Regions from separate parts of the Homo sapiens genome. Here region 1 is linked to region 2. Evidence: chromatin contacts called from ENCODE Hi-C data. All regions are on one chromosome and are shown on one strand. Each heading gives the region's core, a stretch centred on a gene start or an enhancer-like site at or near the end of the contact. The rest is flanking DNA. Distances are from core to core; before and after follow the strand shown. Region 1 overlaps CROCC (ciliary rootlet coiled-coil, rootletin). Region 2 holds the start of SPEN-AS1 (SPEN antisense RNA 1).

What was found. A loop is a pair of places that touch in the nucleus more often than their neighbours do. Pooled maps may share reads with other maps.
Region 1: a map of posterior vena cava shows a loop between it and region 2 (18-fold over the local background). The contact joins two enhancer-like sites. A Hi-C loop is called at or near these places in 2 of 168 maps with a recorded cell type or tissue (CD4-positive, alpha-beta T cell and posterior vena cava) and 5 of 50 pooled maps.

The regions. Positions count from the first base shown.
Region 1 is chr1:16,923,658-16,928,720 of GRCh38, reverse strand. CROCC (ciliary rootlet coiled-coil, rootletin) reads right to left here. Exons shown (of 37, transcript NM_014675.5): 3 at 4,242-4,396. Among named protein-coding and RNA genes, the nearest start is that of CROCC, 4.3 kb to the right of the region's middle. RefSeq lists enhancers at 1,826-2,436, 4,266-4,876, 5,060-5,063. Within about 2 kb of position 3,005, at least 4 of the 41 ENCODE cell types and tissues checked have a DNase peak (open chromatin) inside an H3K27ac peak, as active enhancers do.
Region 2 is chr1:15,842,535-15,849,224 of GRCh38, reverse strand. It overlaps SPEN-AS1 (SPEN antisense RNA 1), which reads left to right and starts at 1,078. Exons shown (of 2, transcript NR_024279.1): 1 at 1,078-1,117. It overlaps SPEN (spen family transcriptional repressor), which reads right to left and starts at 1,518. Exons shown (of 15, transcript NM_015001.3): 1 at 1,075-1,518. The coding sequence starts at 1,157. RefSeq lists silencers at 612-1,031, 1,212-1,781, 4,598-4,667 and enhancers at 1,364-1,875, 1,876-2,388, 4,268-4,367. Within about 2 kb of position 5,307, at least 5 of the 41 ENCODE cell types and tissues checked have a DNase peak (open chromatin) inside an H3K27ac peak, as active enhancers do.

The DNA.
Region 1 (5,063 bases), core at 1,756-4,255, 1.1 Mb before region 2:
AATGATTCTCCTGCCTCAGTCTCCCAAGTAGCTGGGACTACAGGTGCACGCCACCACACCTGGCTAATTTTTTGTATTTTTAGTAGAGATGGGGTTTCACTATGTTGGCCAGGCTGGTCTCGAACTCCTGACCTCGTAATCCACCCGCCTCGGCCTCCCAAAGTGCTGGGATTACAGGTGTGAGCCACAGCATCCGGCCCAAGACTCCATCTTAAAAAAAAAAAGGTCCCCTCCATCCTCACTGCAGGAAAGCCTCTGTTGCTGCTGCCCTTCCTCCACCCCCAGGAAGCTTCCATCCCGCACATCCTCAGACCCCTGTGGGCTCTGGCTGTCCCTACCAGCCATAGAACCCTCTCAACTCCCTTAAGGCACCTGCTGGCCCCAGGTGGCCCCTCATCTTCCCCAGCTGTTGGGGGAAGGGAGGTGAGGGAGGAGCAGGGCAGTGGGAGAGCACACAGTGGGTCAAGGGCACCTGGCAGCGACAACACCCCAGCCCAGCTTACTCTGATGCTAGCCCTGCACTCACCATCTGCATCCTCAGGACCTGGCCTGCTACAGCCCAGGCAGGGCATTCAAAAGCCCACCCGTGCAGGGCCACGCCAGCCACAGGAAGCCAACAGGAGGGCAGCTGCTCTCACCCACGCTCATCTCGGGTCTTGGGTCCAGGCCAGGTTAGCGGTAGGGAAGGTGCCCTCCAGGCCTGCATTGACCCCATATGCTGAGAGATGTTCTATGAGCCACAGACAAAGCAAGGACATCTCTACCCACCCCACCCCCGGGACACGTGCATGGCAGCCCCACCAATAGGGAGGAGCTAACTGTGACTACTTGGGGGCTTCCCCCTGAGTCTGGAGGAACACAGTCCAAGGCTGTGCAGGGGAGGTGGAAGTAGGGGGTTTCTGCCTGGATGGCGGCTGCAGGCCTGTCAAGCGTCTGTGCCAAGCCCACTGAGGTCAATGGTGAGCGGTGTCCACATCTGTGTGTGGTGGCGGTGGCCTGAGGCAGCCACACAGGCTGTGCACTGATGTTGGTGGCTCTCACTAGGTGCGAGTGGGGTGTATTTTGTCATTTGTCTCCACGCAGGACACTGTGTGTGTAGTGTGTGGGTGCTGAGTTCACGTCGACTGTTTGGTGCATCTGAGCCTTCCCGTGAACGGCTAAGGCGGCATCTGTGGCTGAAGGTCTATGTTGTGGCGCGGGTGTTGGGCCTGGCTGTGTGTATCAGGGTATATGTCTGTGTGTCGGTGAGGCAAGTGTACAACCGCATGTGGGTGGGTCTGGGGGGTGTGCCTGGGCTCCCTGGTATGTGTGATACACACTTTGTGCATCTGGGCATACCTTTGTGGGCCGATTGGTGGCTGTGTTGAACTGTATGCTTTTCCTGTCCGTGTGCACCCATGAGGTGGGAGATAGCGTGCTGTGTCATCTGCATATGGTTGTTATAGGTCCCCGGTGGTGGGGGGACTGTTCTGTGCCTGTGTGGGGTTGTGTGGCATCTGGCTGTGTGTGCGGCTAACACTGTGCATATTCTGTGAATTGGAGTGTTTCTGTGTGGCCTGGTTTTAGGGTCTCACTATGTTGTTTGTGGAATGTTTTGTGCATCTGTGTGTCTGTGTGGGGCCCAGTGTAGCCCATGTCGTGTACACACTGCATATCTGTGTGAAGCAGGTGCTGTTTGCCTCTGGGACACAGAGGGGTTCAGGCCGTTGCTGGGTTCTCCTCCCCCTTCTCCAGTGCTCAGAACCAGAGCCAGGGCCCTCTCGGCCACACCTCACCCCTTTCCACAAACTTCACCGTGAGCAAAACAGCCTTTCAATTTTACTTGCAATTCAAAAGGGAAGGAGGCTGCCACTAAGCCAGAGATGAAAGAAGTTGACTGTCTCCCCTAGCAACTGCTGCCCTCAGACCGCCATTCAATTTACTCTTTCCAGGTTGCTATGGACACGAGGGAGCCCAGGGGGTCTGTCCTCTGGAGCCAAGGGAGGCGTGACCACTCCCTCCTTTCCATTCCCAGCTGCGCCTACATCTGCTTCTCAGGGACAGCAAGAAGGGGGGACCCCCATGGGGGCCCTGAGGTCCTCTCTCTCGGCTGGGAGGTGGCCTCTGGGAGTGCCTCAGTTTCCCTGCAGGACATGCAGTTAACAGGACACAGACCTGACCCTCCCTCCGCTCCCCATGCCAGGGGTGCTGCAGGGTTGGAAAGATCAGAACAATCTCGCTGACTGCCCACCAACCCAGCCCAACATGCCAGTGAGGGCCACAGGGGCAGGCACTGCCACCTGTGGCCATGGGGACAAGGGGGTGGCAGGGAAAGAGAATGTTGCCCAACTGCAGAGCCCTGGACCAAGGGTCTCATCCCAGGACCACCACTGACCTTGGGCCTATCATGCCCCTCTCCCGGACTTACTTTCCCTATCTGTGATGAGGTGATCTCTAGGCTCTGAAGTTCTCTGGGGACCCACCCTCCAGGAAAGGCCTTTGAGGTCATTCCTGTTCCACCCCTGCCTCCAGGTGGGGCCTCATTCAAACCATGGTGGATAGAGGACAACTGAAGCAGCGGGCGCCCTCTGCGTGCCATTTGGGCCCCCACTAACCACAGGAGGGAGCTTTCTAGACTAACCCAGACCCCCTGTGCTGCAGTCCCAGCCCCAGCAGCTGTGTCCCAGCAGAGGAGGAACCTGCTACCTCCCACCTCTTCCCTTCCCTGCCAACCTGGGGGCAGGGCTAGCTTCAGAAGGTGGCATTTAAGAGGCGGCCCTGGGGGTGTGGCACTGTGCCATGCATGGACCAAAAGAAAGGGGTGCCTGGCTCAGGGCCCCATCACCACCCACAATTCATGACTGGGGCCAGCGTGCCCTACACACCCGCTGCAGACCCTGGGGAAACGAGCTCTCCACTGTCCTCATGCCAGGGGCCACTGCGGGCCGCCTACTCTGCTCCTCTACAAGTCCCAACTAGTCGTGGGTTTGTCCAGCCAGGCAAATCCCAGGACACGGGCACACCCCACAGTCATACACAGGAACACACACCCTCCTGCCAATGCGGGCTCCAGCCTGGACAAGTCCAGCTCAGGGGTCCCATGCCAACCCTAGCTCTGCCACTACCACACAGGGGACCCTGGGCCAGCCCCTGCCTCTCTGGGTCCCTTCCAACTTTGTGGGGGCCAGCTGTGCCCTGAAATCCCTAGCCCAGTGTCTCTTCCCATACACAGGAAATGAAACTTCAGAACTTTGTTTCTAGACTGGGTTAGTTTAGAAACCAAACAGAGCCCTGGGCTGGGAGTTGGAAGACCTGGTGTCTAACTTTAACTGGCTGTGTGCCCCCAGCATGGTGCTTCCCCTCCCTGAGCCTCTGTTTTCTCCTCTGTTACATGGGCATCATAATGGTCCCGACCTTGGTGTATTAAATGTGAAACACTCAGCACGCGCCTGGCACATAGTAGGCACTCAATAAACAGTAGCTACTGTTAATACGTTATTGCCACCTGCATGCCTCTCATCTGCACACATACACTCTGTCCCAGCTGCGAGTGTCCCTTACCAATCTTCAGCCACCACCAACTTCCCAGGGCCACCTCCCGGCCACCCGGAGGCCCAAAGCAGACAGTGCATCAAGAGCATCCCGCACCCCTCGCACCGGCTCACACCCAGCTCCCGCCCCACACCCTGGGACCCCCACAAGCCTGCAGCACGGGTGATGTGAATCCTGCCTGGACATGAAGACAGGCCTGCTTCTCCTTCCTTCCCTGCCTGGAACTCATTCCAATAGGCAGTGGCGGCAGGTCTTGTGGCTGCCCCAGATGGGCTGCAGAACACCGCGGGTGCCCACACCAGCCTCGAGCCAGCATCCAGCCACCGCCTCAACCCCAAGGCCCGTGGCAATGGGAGATGCCCAGAAACTCAAGGGGCAGGAATCTTTAGGGATCTCATTCTCCGTGTCCCACACCCCTAACAGGCCTGGGACAGATGGGAACAAAATACCCCTGGTGCCAGGCACTTTATTCTATTATCTCCTTGATTCCTACAATTCCACGTCCCATTACAATCCCCACTACAGAAAACAGGCTTAAAGAGCATAGTGATTTGCTCAACGCCACTCAAGGTGGCAGAGCCTCAATCCAAGCCCAGGCCAACCTGACTCCAGGGCCCATCTTTTGCCCCGTGTGTGGGCCTGGTCTAGATGCCTCCCTGCCCTTGAACGAGGGGAACCCTGGCCTAGTCCACCACCTGGGCGGCACCCACCCTCTCGCTGACCGCATTGTACTTAATGGCGAGCTCATCGCGCTCGGCACGGCTCTGGGCCAGCAGGTCCTCCACGCGGGACAGCTCCTGCTGCAGCAGCTGGTTCTCCTCCTGCAGCGACAGCAGCGATGCCATCTCTGTGGCCGGCAGCAGGACTGGCAAGGGACAGTGGGCACATGGTTGGCTTCTGGGTCCAGTGGGACATCCTCCCCCCAACAGGGAGGGCAAGAAAACCATCCAGGCCCCTGGGAGGAGTCCAGATGGGAATGGCTGCAGCACCAGGCCTGCAAACAGAGCTGAGAACAGGGAGGAAGGCAAGGAGGGGATACAAAGCTGGACGTAAAGTGAACACAACTCCAGCTAAAGTGTGGCCCAGCAGGTTTGGGAGGTGCAGGAGAGACACTCAGTCTAGGAGCCAGGAGACCCCTGAGTTCTTGCTCCCTCCTTTTCCAATTAGTCTTCTTCTCCGGGGCCTCAGATTTACTTATCTGTAATATGGGTGGGGCGGGCACGGACTCACGCCTGTAATCCCAGCACTTTGGGAGTCGAGATAGGAGGATCACCTGAGGTCAGGAGTTTGAGACTAGCCTGGCCAACACGGCGAAGCCCTGTCTCTACTAAAAATACAAAAATTAGCTGGGCATGGTGGTGTATGCCTGTAGTCCCAGCTACTTGGGAGGCTGAGACAGCAGAATCACTTGAACCGGGGAGGTGGAGGTTGCAGTGAGCTGAGATTGCGCCACTGCACTCCAGCCTGGGCAACACAGCGAGACTCTGTCTCAAAAAAAAAAAAAAAAAAAAAAAAGGTAGAATAGTAGTAAC
Region 2 (6,690 bases), core at 4,058-6,557:
AATATCGGAATAAACTGTCATTTTCGAGGACAACCACAGATTTGCTATGGTCCCTCTGAATCTGCACCAAGTCCAAGCCAATCGTCATTTTAATAAGTGTTTTATGCGGAGGCCTATCTGTTACGGTACACAGGCATTTCACAAAGAAAACGCACTACACGCTACTCAATAAGATGTATCAACGACAACATTTATTCTTATAATTCACAAAAATATTCAGGGGAGGTTTTTTTTTTAAGCTACATCTTCTCATCGTAAAAGGTTTGGAATGTTTTACCGTTTGATTCGGGAATTCAGGGGTGGGGGGCACCAGGGTCTTAGGGCGGCCTGGGAGTGCGACCCGAGGCTACGGGCGCCGGGGCTAGCAACCTCCTGTCAGACGCGGTCTCCTCCGCCGGGGACGAGGAAGCCCAAACGGGCGCACCAACTTATTTCACACCACTCTCCACCCAGCCCCGCAAAAACGAGAAACGTTTGCCATTCCCAGTGAGTTTCAAGGCTGCAAATCCTCCGGAGAGGTCCTAGATGGTCTCTCCGGGTCCGCGACGCGACCACAGTACCTACTGCGACTTCTGTTTTCGCACCGCCTTTCCCTTCGCACGGAACCCTCCCGAAGTCAGACATTGCCGAGCGCCCGCAGAGCAGCTTGGAGTGGCGGCGCCGGACCCGGCTGTCGGGCGGGCTCGGGTCCCGGCTGCTCCGGGCCGGGCACTGCGCGCAAGGACGCGACCCCGCCGCCCAGCGCATCTCCCACCGACTCCCGGGCTGACGCGAGGGCAGCCCCGGGGCGCCGGCTGCGTGGAGGCCGAGCCTCGGTCACCTCCCTCGTCACGGACGCGGCCGCCGGGGCCCCGCGGGCTCTTCGAAGGCGGCGCGGCTTGGCCGCCCGCACCGCCGACACCCGAGGCCCAACGCCGCGACGCGGGCCGAGCGGCTGACGAGGTCCCACAGCGCCCGTGGGTCCGGGCCGGAGTCCTCCTCACCAGCTCCGCGCTCCGGGAGGGGCCGGCAACGGGCCGGGGCGGGAAGCGGCGCCCGAGGAGCGAGCGCGGCCGCGGGCCTCGTGTCACTCACCGTTTGAAATGCTCGATGATCTTCTCTTCCCGCACGTTCTCGGGTAAGTTGCCCACCCAGAGATGCCTGGTTTCCCGGACCATGCTGGGCGGCGTGCCGGCGACCGCCGCTGCTGGCTCCCCCTCGCCGGCTTCGTACGAGACCGTCAGCGCCGGGAGGCGGGTGCCGGGGCGGCGGCGGCGGCGGCTGCGGCGGTGGCGTCGGCAGCGGCGGCGGCTCCTCCGGCTCCCCCCCGTGCAGAGACCATCCCTCTCCCCCAGGTTCTGACTCTCGGGCCTCGCAGCTCAGCTCTGCCGCCACCACACACCCGAAGCCGACCCTCGCGCTCCGGCAGCGCATGCGCCCGGGCAGGGGCGGGCGGGGGAGCGGGAGGAGGGGCGAGCGGGACACGGGCGGCAGCGACTACGACGGAGCTGGCGCTGTGGCAGCCGGACGCTTCCCACTGGCGCGCGCGGCCCGACTCCCGCCGCCGCACTGCCTCCCCCTCGCCGCGGGCGCGCGCGCGTCCTCCCGCCTGCCAAGGCGGAGAAGCTGAGTTCCTCCCAGCCGGCGCGCAGGCGCGCGGACCGGGCGACGAAGTGAGGGACTACAGGCGGGGAAGGAACGCTCGCGCGCTCGGCCCCGGTGCGCAGGCGCGCAGCTGCTAGTGGAGTCCCGCTGCTTGGCGGGCTCTCGGTCGGGTTCCCGCGCCGGGCAAGGGGCGGCTGAGGAAGCAGGAGCGGTCTTTAGCCCCTCCAGCGGCAACCCCAGGCCCCGGCCTGGTGGAAGATATGAAGAGAAATGCAATTGGTTTCCACAGGGCTACGGGTCAAAGCGGCTGCCAAGGCCTGTCCCCTAGAAGTCAGGACCCCTTCGTCCTCCGCTCACCTGGCGGCCAGCTCCTGGCGTTTCCGGACACTTAGATTCCTGCCTGCTTGGGAAAGCGATCAGAAAAAGGTTGCCCTTCTCACCGCTCTGCTGAACAGCGACGGCTTCAGAAACGCATCCCATCCAAGAGTCACTGGCTTGTAACATGAAGCAACTTTTTTTTTTTTAATACGGGGTCTCGCTCTGTTGCCCAGGCTGCTGGAGTGCAGTGGCACGGTCTCGGCTCACTGCAATCTCCGCCTCCCAGACTCAAGCGATTCTCCTGCCTCAGCCTCCCAAGTAGCTGGGATTACAAGCACCCGCAACCACACCTGGCTAATTTTTGTATTTTTATTAGAGACAGGGTTTCACCATGTAGGCCAGGCTGGTCTTGAACTCCTGACCTCAGGTGATCCGCCCGCCTCGGCCTCCTAAAGTACTGGGAGTACAGGCGGGAGTCACTGCACCTGGCCTAAGCAACTTTTTTATATAGAATCTTGCGAAACCGTTTGCAAGATACCCTTGCTGATCGCTGTGGTATAGAAGGAATAAAACGGAAATGAGACAGGAATCCAATATTGTTCCCCTCAGACCATAATTTAATATTTAAACAGAGAAAGGAATTAGACCTCTGGCCTTTCCAGGCCTAAGAGCTTTTGAAACCTACAGTTGAACTTTCTTTTTTTTTTTTTTTCCTTTGAGACGGAGTTTTGCTTTTGTTGCCCAGGCTGGAGTGCAATGGTGTGTTCTCGGCTTACTGCAACCTCTGTCTCCTGGGTTCAAGCGATTCTCCTGCTTCAGCCTCCTGAGTAGCTGGGATTACAGGCATGCGCCACCATGCCCGGCTAATTTTTGTATTTTTAGTAGAGACAGTTTCTCTGTGTTGGTCAAGCTGGCCTCGAACTCACAACCTCAGGTAATCCACCCGCCTCAAGCCTCCCAAAGTGCTGGGATTACAGGCTTGAGCCACCACGCCCAGCCTCTTTTTTTTTTTTTTTCCTGAGACCAAGTTTCACTCTTGTTAGCCAAGCTGGGGCACAATGGCGCTGTCTCAGCTCACTGCAACCTCCGCCTCCCAGGTTCAAGCGATTCTCCTGCGTCAGCCTTCCGAGTAGCTGGAATTACAGGCGCGCACCACCACACCAGGCTAGTTTTTTGTATTCTTAGTAAAGACGGGGTTTCACCATGTTGGCCAGGCTGGTCTTGAACTCCTGACCTCAGGTGATCTGCCCACCTTGGCCTCCCAAAGTGCTGGGATTACAGGCGTGAGCCACCATGCCCGGCCAGTTGAACTTTTATATAAAGGCCAATTTACAGAAATTCAAGGAAAACCCATAAAATTAAGGTAACTATATCGAGAGAAAAATAAAATTATTTATAATAAAAATACACAGAAATACCAGAGGTGTGCTGCTTCAGGTGCAAGCCAGATTTTTTTTTTTTTTTTTTTTTTTTTTTTGGAGACGCAGTCTCACTCTGTCACCAGGCTGGAGTGAAGTGGTACCATCTCTGCTTACTGCATCCTCCGTCTCCCGGGTTCAAGCAATTCTCCTGCCTCAGCCTCCCAAGTAGCTGGGACTACAGGCGCAAACCACCACGCCCAGGTAATTTTTTTACGTTTAGTAGAGGCGGGGTTTCACCATGCTATCCAGGATGGTTTCGATCTCTTGACCTGGTGATCTGCCCACCTCAGCCTTCCAAAGTGCTGGTATTACAGGCATGAACCACCAGCCCAGCCAATTTTAAATACTTGGCCTCATCGATTATCTCCTTAAATACAAACTAACTTACAAACGACACTATTTGAATTCGAAAATATTGTCACCAAAACCAATGGCACTAATATCTCAGGTCACCTATGCATAACTAAATTGTTTCTTTGTAGTCTCAGCTACTGGAGAGGCTAAGGCAGAAGCATCATCTGAGTCCAGGAGTTCCAAGCTGTAGTGCACTATGATTGTGCCTTGAAAAGCCCCAGCACTCCAGCCTCAGCAACATAGGAGAAACCCCTCTCTTAAAAAAAGAAAAAAAAAAGTAAAATTGGCTATTTACATCTGGCCATTTCTCTGTCACAATTATCACATAAGGAAAGTCAAGCTAACACCCTACTAACGAAACTCATGAACTATTCAGTACTGTGAACGTGGCTGCAGTTAGTCAACTGTTGAACTGATATGCATTTTTCTATGAAGCATGAATTTGAATACAAGCACCCAAGTTTGAAGCAAATTTTAAAATCTGATGTAAAATCTGATAGACTGAATTAGCTGAAACCTCTTGGGAAAGACCAGTGTCACCATGAAGAACAGTGTCACCTCAATTGTATTAAAAGGTGCAACTGACAAGAGGATTCAGAAAAGTGTCTCGCAATTAGAGAAATAAAAGGCATGTCTCGCCTTGAATGGAGGCTTCTGTTAAAATCATGATTTTAAAAAAAAAAAAAAAAGAGCCGGGTGCGGTGGCTCACGCCTATAATCCCAGCACTTTGGGAGGCTGAGATGGACGGATCACCTAAGGCCAGGGGATCAAGACCAGCCTGGCCAACGTGGTGAAACCTGGCCTCTACTAAAAATACAAAAATTAGCCTGGCGTGGTGGTGCTCACCTGTAATCCCAGCTACTCGAGAGGCTGAGGCAGGAGAATCACTTGAACCCGGGAGGCAGAGGTTACAGTGAGCCGAGATCGTGCCACTGCACTCCAGCCTGAGCGACAGAGTGAGACTCAGTCTCAAAAAAAAAAAAAAAAAAAAAAAACCATTTTCACCATTATAGCCAGGTCCTGTAGTCAAATCAGGATATAGTGATTGCATGTCAAGTATGAAGTTTCTTGCTTTTTTTTTTTTTTGGTTGACTGTTTCTATTGCAAAAGCTCTTAATAACAAAACTGATAAGTACATGCCCTTTGCTCAGCCCCAAATCAAGTTTTTGATTTTCTCAGTGCTTTTCATTTTTGCTGACAATGCATCAAAAAACACCAGAAAAGCTTTTCTCCATTTGTATTCCTGTTACAAAGCTTTACAGGGGCAGAACTTCTTTAAAGCATGTATCTTTGTTATGTTTTCAATAGAAAGGCAACCCACTCTGTTATTCTCTGATGTTTTTTTATTTAACAATAATTGATGCTCACTGAAAAAGATCAAAAAGTAGGTTGTGATTTATCTATGATAAACGGATGGTGAAGTGAATTTCCTCATTTGATTACTAAAGATAATTCAGAAAGCTGACATTAAAGCAGAGCCATTTGCAAAGTGGAATTAAAATAGATTTGTTTTTAATCAGGTTTTATTTTCACACTGTGAGGAGCTGCTGTATTTAGCATGCTAGACATGCTCAAAGAGTTCAGTCATGCGTAATGAAAGCTCAGATGGAAAAAGCGTCTGAGCCTCCAACTCAGGCTTTGAATGCTAACCCAGCCAGTAGAGTAGTAAAATAATATCTCCATTTAAACAGGACAGGATAGTTATCAGATTTTAACAAGAATTTGGTTACAAGTCAGGTCCCAAGCTATTAAAATTAAGCTGTTTCAGGAGAAAACATGCACTTAAAATATAAGCATTTTGGCCGGGCCTGGTGGCTCACGCCTGTAATCCCAGCACTCTGGGAGGCCGATCATAAGGTCAGGAGATCAAGACCATCCTGGCTAACACAGTGAAAACCCATCTCTACTAAAAATACAAAAAATTAGCCGGGCATGGTGGTATGCACCTGTAGTCTCAGCTACTCGGGAGGCTGAGGCAGGAGAATCGCTTGAACCCGGGAAGCAGAGGTTGCAGTGAGCCCAGATCACGCCACTGCACTCCAGCCTGGGCAACAGAGCGAGACTCTGTCTCAAAAAAAAAAAAAAGAAAAAAATATATATATATGCATTTCTTCTTTTTTTATTTTGAGACAGTCTTGCTCTGTTGCCCAGGCTGGAGTGCAGTGGCGTGATCTGGGGTCACTACAACCTCCACCTTCCAGGTTCAAGAGATTCTTGTGCTTCAGCCTCCTGAGTAGCTGGGACTACAGGTGCCTGCTACCACGCCCGGCTAATTTTTGTGTTTTTAGTAGAGATGGGTTTTCACCATGTTGGCCAGGCTGATCTCGAAACACTGACCTCAAGTGATCCACCTGCCTAGGCCTTCCAAAGTGCTGGGATTACAAGTGTGAGCCACTGCGCCCAGCCCAAAATATAAAAATAAAATAAAATATATATAAAATATAAAAAAAATTCTTCTTTTTTTCTTTTGAGATGGAGTCTTGCTCTGTCGCCCAGGCTGGAGTACAATGGTGCCACCTCAGCTCACTGCAACCTCCACCTCCCAGGTCCACACGATCCTCCCACCTCAGACTCCCTAGTAGCTAGGACTAAGGTGCACACCACCACACCCAGCTAATTTTTGTATTTTTAGTAGACACAGGATTTCACCATGTTGGCCAGGCTGGTCTGGAACTCCTGACCACAGGAGATCCACCTGCGTATTTCTTCTTAAAGGCATCATATAAAATATATAAAAGGCATCATATAAAATCATATAACTGGCCAGGCACAGTGACTCATGTCTGTAATCCTAGCACTTTGGGAGGCCGAGGCGGGTGGATCACAAGGTCAGGAGTTCAAGACCAGCTTGGTCAAGATGGTGAAACCCCATCTCTACTAAACATACAAAAAAATTAGCCAGGTGTGGTGGCGGGCGCTTAGAATCCCAGCTACTCGGGAGACTGAGACAGACAATTGCTTGAACCCAGGAGGCAGAGGTTGCAGTGAGCCAAGATCGTGCCAGTGCATTCC